Linked DNA regions of Homo sapiens: region 1 is linked to region 2. Evidence: chromatin loops called from intact Hi-C (ENCODE). Cell type or tissue: MCF 10A. All regions are shown on one strand.

The links. Peaks named below come from ENCODE experiments on the same cell type or tissue, not always from the same donor. Only the 100,000 strongest peaks of a DNase experiment are listed, where the experiment ranks them.
Region 1: it touches region 2 in a loop (3.0-fold over the local background); 8 of 110 quality-filtered maps call a loop at or near these places.

Annotation. Positions count from the first base shown.
Region 1 is chr18:54,821,684-54,825,683 of GRCh38, reverse strand. It overlaps a transcript of RAB27B not described here. Among named protein-coding and RNA genes, the nearest start is that of RAB27B, 4.8 kb to the left of the region's middle. In MCF 10A, no CTCF peak of the experiment used is centred here; a DNase peak (open chromatin) is centred at 2,333.
Region 2 is chr18:54,710,072-54,714,071 of GRCh38, reverse strand. No RefSeq gene overlaps it. Among named protein-coding and RNA genes, the nearest start is that of RAB27B, 120 kb to the left of the region's middle. RefSeq lists a silencer at 1,440-1,734. In MCF 10A, no CTCF peak of the experiment used is centred here; a DNase peak (open chromatin) is centred at 1,571.

The DNA.
Region 1 (4,000 bases), 110 kb before region 2:
TGTGGTTCAACAAGATGAACTGAACACATGCCTTTTTACCCTGCTCCTAGAGATAATGAATAAAAAAGAAATTTATATACAAAACAGGAAAAAAATCTTTTGAAATTGAAAATATACTCAACATTTACAAAAAAACTGACAGATGGGTTAGAAGACTAAGTTGAAAAATCTATTTAGCTGCAGAAAATTTTCAAAAAATGGAAAAAAATTCTGACTAATGGAAATCTCAGAAAGCTCTAGAAAAGACTTCTTTCTATGCAGAAAAGGATAAAAACACTAATTTGAAAACAATGCAAAAACAATACCAGAAATGAAGATGATGAACTTTGGAGATCGAAAGTTTCACTAAACGTCCAGGAAAACAATCCTTTAAATTAATCAAATAATTAAACTCATCGAAATATATCATTCTGAGATAAAATAAATGCAGGAATAAAGAGAAAAACCTAAAACATCTTCCAGAGACATAAAGCAGATCACATACAAGGAAAAAAAATTGCATTGGATTTCTCAAGAGCAATAATGGATCCAGAAGTTTCTTTGAATGCCTTCACATTTTTTAAATGAAATTATTTTGAACTTAGAATTGTATATCAAGACAAACTGTCAGCCAAGCTTGATTTTAAAAAATTTTCAGATATGCAAGGACTTAAAAAATATACATCCTGTGTGCCATTTTAAAGTAACAGTTCCCCAAACAAGCTTATAAATCAAGAAAGAGGAAGAGATGAAACCCCAAAAATGCAGGCCCAACATAAGAGGCAGTAAAATAAATTCTCCAGAGCAATAAGTGTGAAGCAGGCCTAAAGAGAGGTGAACAGATGGCTTGCAGTAGGAATGTCTCCAAGAAAAAAAAAAATGGAAAGAAAATGATAGATTGTTTGATACACATGTGCATTTGAAAATACAGTAGATAGCGGGAAGTGCCCGCCAGATTCCATGTTCTGCTCTTTTTCCTGAGCACCACACTAGATTTCATTTCTTAGCCCCTTGCAGGTGGGGAGGCATGTCACTGAGGTCTGGTTCATGGATTGTGGGCAGAAGTCATGTACATCGCTTCCAGGGTATGCCCATAAAATAACCCCTGAGATCCTCCACACTTCCCCTCTTCCCTTACTAGTGCGCAGATGCGAAGAACCAACGAAGAGCTCTAAGCCCCTAGAAGACATGAAAGCCCCTAGATGAAAAGTCATGAACCTGAATTAGGGTGTGACATGGCTACCTCAGCTGCCACACATTGGACTACCACATGAGCTAGAAGTAAACTTGTATTGTATGATGCCACGAAGATTTTTTAGAGTTGTTACCACAGTTAGATCACTCTGTTACAGTCTTAAAGATCAGTCAGAGGCAATTGTGAATAATATACAATAGGTACGGAGTGTGCTGAACTAATTTTAAAAGGATATTATTAACTCCATGAGAAACAAAAAGTTGCAAGAAAAAAGAAACATTATGATAGAATACCACTTTGTTCAGATCTGGACATAATAAAAATATTGGGAATGCCAACAAGAGAATTAACCCTAACCTACAATAAAACTACATGTGGAGGATGGCAGAGGGAAAGACTATCTGTGTATATGTGCAGAGAAGACAGCTAAACCCTCAATCATCATAACAAAAATCAATAAATAATGTGTAAAGTTGCTAAATAAAGAAATAGCAGGATAGGCAAACCAATTAGACATATAAAAGTACAAAAGCTGCTAAAGAGTCAAATGTTTGCCTGTGGGGATTAAGACCAGGGCTTAGGAGGCGATCTGCACTGTTCCACAAGAACTGTAGATTTTGATTTTGTTTTAAATTATGAGATGTATTACCTTAATAAAAATAAAGTTAATTTTAAATTACCCTTAAAATACACATAAGGAAACAAAAGATATTTGTTCTATAGAGAAAACACTATGCTTTATTAAAGTATTTGCATATACTTTAATATAATGATCTATAAGCAGTGGAGAAAGTGAATTGAAATGCAGAATGAAGATAGATTTGAGAGGTTTGCACAATGATTTATTCATTCAACAAACATTTATTAAGCAACTTGTGCCTGGTACACTGCCAGGTATGGGGGATGCAGTGCAGAACATGAAGGAAAAATAAAGGTGGGTTCTAAGAGAAAACCAGCATTTGTAAGCTTTAAACAACAAATATATTTGGTTTCTTCTCTCTTGTCTTTAGTAGCATGAGTCACTGACCTTCTGGTCATGATAATGCCTTTCATCCTTCACCATCCTCTTAAAAATTTCTCTTGACTTGACCCCCTCACTGATGAGATCCGAGATTTCGTAACCCTTCTCTTGCGATTGCAGGGAAGGCTTCACCAGAAAGTTATGCACGGGTGTGCCCCTACCTCCTGCTGATTTTCTGTTCATGTGAAGAAGTCTGTTTAATCACAAATAAAAATCCACCCTTCTCCAGTTTGAGAAAACCTCACAGTGTGACTAACAAGTCATAAGACTGGACTTCCAGGCCATGCTAGTTTTCTTCACAACGAATATGTAACTTTGAGAAATATATACATGCTTAAGAGACTTTCTACTGGCAAATTACTTTAAATGTGTAGCTCATAAAGACCTATTTTAGATATCTGCTCATTAAACTGGCTATGTTTTCACAATTGTACCTACTGCATCTACTCTGTGGTGAGGTCTTAACCTTCCCAGTTCCAACCTCATGTTGCCTGTTTCTTAGAATGTGTAATGAAGATATACTTGGACCTCATTTGAGATTATTGTAATTTTGTCTAATTTTTTCTTCTTATGTTAGAGGAACATGCTGTGGGAAAGGCCCAAATAATTTCACGAGTGATGTTCACATATAGCCTTGATGAATGTCCTAACTTGCCAAGAAGTCACAGTAGTGTGGGTATGCCATGATCCTGTCTATGAATATTTGACATCTTTATTAAAAAAACCTATAAGCAGAATTTTAGAAATAATTACAACATTGTTTAATCAATTTTAAAAACTAGTTAAAGAGAAGAAAAGTTATAAAAATAAGAACTAAGCAAATAGGAAAGAATAATTCATTTTCTACAAGTCATATGACAATACACATACATAAATATAGTCATTTATTAGCATATATAATTGTATGTGTGGACATAAGTATAGTCATATGCAAATCCATATAAAATGTTTAATTATATTTGCTTTGCTGGTAGCTTTACGGTGAGGTGCAAAATAAAATGTCATATGGGCTTACCATATAAGTACAAATGAATATATGGTGATTTCTCCATTTTCCCAAAAGCTGTTACCTAAAACCAGTGTTTTTGTTAATTTTGCTGCTTTTTAAACTGCAAACACTTCAAGCTGTGATGTCATATATTCAGGAATGATTATTAAATCATCTTAAATTCCTTGCTGGCCTTTTAACCAATTATAAGGTATTTTTTTCAGGCATCTAAACTAACATTGATTAATATAATTTCAAGCAAATATGTCTTTCCTTCTCAAAGTACACTTTTATCAAATTAATTTGATGATTGTTTCCTTATAAGAGAACTATAAGGACTCCAATGTTAAGATAACTATCTCTTTTTTAAGGTATAATTTGGGAAATTATCTTGCCTTATTTTTTGGCCATATATGATGATATAAGTTGTAAAGAATAACAGCTAGTTGACTGGGCATGGTAGCCCACTCTTGTAATCCCAGCACTTTGGGAGGTCTAGGCGGGTGGATCACCTGAGGTCAGGAGTTTCAGACCAGCCTGGCCGACATGGTGAAACCTCATCTCTACTAATAATACAAAAATTAGCCAGGCATGGGGGCCATGCCTGTAATCCCAGCTACTCGGGAGACTGAGGCAGAAGAATTGCTTCAGCCCCGGAGGCAGAGGTTGCAGTGAGCCGAGATCGTGTCATTGCACTCCAGCCTGGGCGACAAGCGTGAAACGCCATCTCAAAAAAATAAAAATAACAGCTAGCTAATTAAGGTTTGATGATAGCAAAGAATCACATGCTATATGATTACTTTTTTAAAACTATACT
Region 2 (4,000 bases):
GATAATCACTGACTTTGGGACTACAGACCTGGATTTAAATCTGACACTTTGTGCTTCCATATAGTTTAATAAGTAGTACTTCATAGGCTTCTTGTGATGACCCCATGTCAACTACATTTAAAGGCCTAGCACAGAATAGCTCCCCATTACAAAAAGAAAACCTGCCGGGCACGGCGGCTCACGCCCGTAATCTCAGCACTCTGGGAGGCCGAAGTAGCTGGATCACCTGAGGTCAGGAGTTCAAGACCAGCCTGGCCAATATGGTGAAACCCCATCTCTACTAAAAATTCAAAATTGGCCGGGCGTGGTGGCACATGCCTGTAATCCCAGTTACTCGGGAGGCCAAGGAAGGAGAATCACTTGAACCCGGAAGACAGAGGTTGCAGTGAGCTAAGATCATGCCATAGCACTCCAGCCTAGGCAACAAGAAGAAAACTCCATCTCAAAACAAAAAAAAAAGTGTTTCTTTTTAGAAAAGGAAACCACTATATTTAGTAGCATAAAGCCAAAGGCTGCCACTCTGGAGATGTGCAGCATTGATAACAGCAATGACTTTCAAGCTTCTTTCACTTTGAAACTTTACAAAGTGAATCTCAGTTTCTTCATAAGTATAATCCAGTAATAATACCTCTGCAAAGAGTTTGTTTAGGATTAGATAGGATCATACATGCAGAGTGCTTAGCATGAATATTCTATACGTGGATCAAGGAATGGTTAAATAAATTGTGGTGGTTATTAAAATAAAACAGAACCTCTACCTCTTCAAGGTGATACAGGAGGAGGGTAGAGAAATGCTGGGTAGAGAAAGGCAGGTCCCTGGCTAGGGCCCTAGCCCCACAGACCTAGGTGAGGACAGGCACTTCTGCCTTTGTGCCCAAATGTTGCATTTTCCAAGACCACCCTGGCCCACCACACCCCTCTCTTGGGCCTATAAAAAGCTGAGACCCTAGCAAGGCAGAGATGAAAGCTGCTGGAGGGCGAGAGGAAAACATCAGTGGAAGAAGACAAGCTGCTGGACATCAAGAGGACACGGAGGGAGCATGCCGGCAGAAGAGCACACCAACAAACGCTGGCACACTGGCAGGCCATCCACCTGCAGGAGAGGCGGAGTTTGGCATGTGCCTGAGCGGCCCAACTCCAGGGGAAAACCGTCTCCCTTCTGGCTCATCCAGCAGTGAAGAGCTATTTCCACTCAATAAAACTTGGCACTCATTCTCCAAGCCCACCTGTGATCCGATTCTTCTGGTACACCAAGGCAAGAACCCAGGATACAGAATGCCCTCTGTCCTTGTGACAAGGTGTAGAGTCTAATTGAGCTGGTTAACATAAGCTGCCTATAGACAGCAAACCAAGAGAGCACCCTGTAACACAAACCCACTGGGGCTTCAGGAGCTATAAACATTCATGCCTAGACACTGCAGTGAGGTTGGAGCCCCACAGCCTGCCTGTCTCTGGGCTCCCCTAGAGTTTTGAGCAGCAGGCACTGAAGAAGCGAGCCACACCCCCATCACACACCCTGCTAGGGGAACAAGGGAACATTTCCCGTTTCAAAGGCATATAAAATGTGAATCATGTGCTTTCTGGATTCATGTAGTAAGAGAAATTTTCTGTCTCAAAACAAGTGTGTCATGCTTTTCATGACCTGGGGTGATCAAATGCTTAGAATAATAACACCAAGTAACATGACTCATCTAAGAAAAAGATATGAGATGAAACTATACTACATTATACTACATTGCAAATGCATTTCTTACCAGCCCCACCGTTCTTTTAAATATTTGAATTCCACAATATATTCAACATCTTGTGTGACTATGTTATTTGTATCAACACTGAGAATAATTCATATTTGTAGATAGAGTAAAGCTCTTTTAAAGAAGCTTCAATAAATCATCATTGCCATCACTTTTGCCTCACCCCCAGTCCCAATGCTCCTCATTTTAACCGACTTACTCCAATCTACTCAACAAAACATGCTGACTGATGTCCACACATGTAGAAGGCTAGTGTTTACTCCCAAGCATGTCCGTGTTCTTCCACTCTATTTGAGTTACACGTAAACCAAGATTCATTAGCGTATAGTACCAAAGCTGTTAGTGTTGGATGTATTTTTAGTGTAACTATATAATTGAATTGAAAGGTGTTTATACTGATAAGATATGAGTGCAAAAGAGAGTTACTATTTCTAAGAAAAATAAATGTAATGCTTTGTAACAACTAGATAAAGATGATTCGCTAAAATAAATTGTTGCCAAATCAGCTATGGGCCCAAAATATTCTAGAGGATTGAAAGTAAATTTTGTGACATGGTGGCTCATGCCTGTAATCCCAGCACTTTGGGAGGTTCAGACAGGTGGATCACTTGAGGTCACGAGTTCGAGACCAGCCTGGCCAATATGGCGAAACCCTGTCTCTACTAAAAATACAAAAATTAGCTAGATGTGGTGGTGCACACCTGTAATACCAGCTACTTGGAAGGCTGAGGCACAAGAACTACTTGAACCTGGGAGGTGGAGGTTGCAGTGAGCCAAGATTGCATCACTGCACTCCAGCGAGAGTGAAACTGTGTCTGAAAACAAACAAACAAAAATAATAGAGAATTATGTATTCAGATGGCTTTGCAAGGGTTTTGTGTTCTTGCTCCACTTAACAGAACTAAAACTAGAAATTATAGACACTTGATACTCATACACACTCAAAGGAAAGAACTTGTCCTCATTGTAAAAGAGTGACAAATAAGTTAACATTTATCTATTTTAAGTTGAGGTAAAAGATTTAAAGTGTATGTCTTATGCTTTCTAATGTAACTAGCATTTTTTTAAAATGACCAAGGTGGTATCCTCATCACATCAGACTTCCCTTGTAATACATCATATGCTTTGTTTGGATATAACTTCGGTAGCCTTCCTGTCCTGAACCAAATTAAACATTTATAATGGCACAAGGAAAGGACTTAACATGGACTTTGCCTCACTATATGTAATATAAATTAAAGCAGTGTCATCTAATATAAATGCTTTTAAACACATAGCGTAGAGCACCTTTGCCAATAGGCTAAGTAGAGTCCAGGAAATGTACATAGACAGGAGAGCTCTACACAAAAATTCCTAACCAGACTGAAGGAGTCATACCCAGTTTGTCTGTATATTTAATGGCATGCAAGGTATGCTCTACCAAGGAAAGGTCACCTTGAGAATATCTTGAAAACACATTCTCTAAAGTCTATGAAAATGAAGACCAAAAAATGGCCACAAATAATCTCATCAGTTGCCATCAGTGACTTTTTCATTATTTACATAACAAAGCCCCATTTTGAGGAACTTCATCATCATCATCATCATCATCATCATCATCATCATCATAATATAGCTTTTAGTTGTCATAAAAACATGATGGAAAATGAATATGGTTATGTTAGCGGTGGTGAATCCATACAGGTCTGCATCAGCCCCAATTCTTGCCTCCTCAGAAGAAAGAATTCAACCGAGGGGTCATAAGGCAGAGTGACAGACCAAGGCAAGTTTTAGAGCAGGAGTGAAAGTTTATTAAAACGTTTTAGGGCAGGGATGAAAGGAAGCTAAGTACACTTGGAAGAGGGCCAAGCAGGTGGCTTGGGAGATCAAGTGCACAGTTTGACCTCTGACTTGGGGTTTTATATGTTGGCATACTTCTGGGGTCTTGTTTCCTTTCTCCCCTGATTCTTGCCTTGGGGTGGGCTGTCTGCATGCACAGTGGCCTGCTAGCACTTGGGAGGGGCCCTATGCACAGTGTGTTTACTGGAGTTGTATGCATACTCACTTGAGGCGTTCTTCCCTTACCAGCTGAATGTTCCTACGAGGAACAGTTCAACTCCGTCACTTTACCTCTTAATGTGCATGCTTGAGCCCACTCGCCCAACTCCTGAGATCTTATCAGGAACCTATTGACCATCAGTTTCAGGTTTTTCTACTGGGAGACTGCCTTTCCCTCGCACTAGCAGTGACCAATTATTATTTTAGAG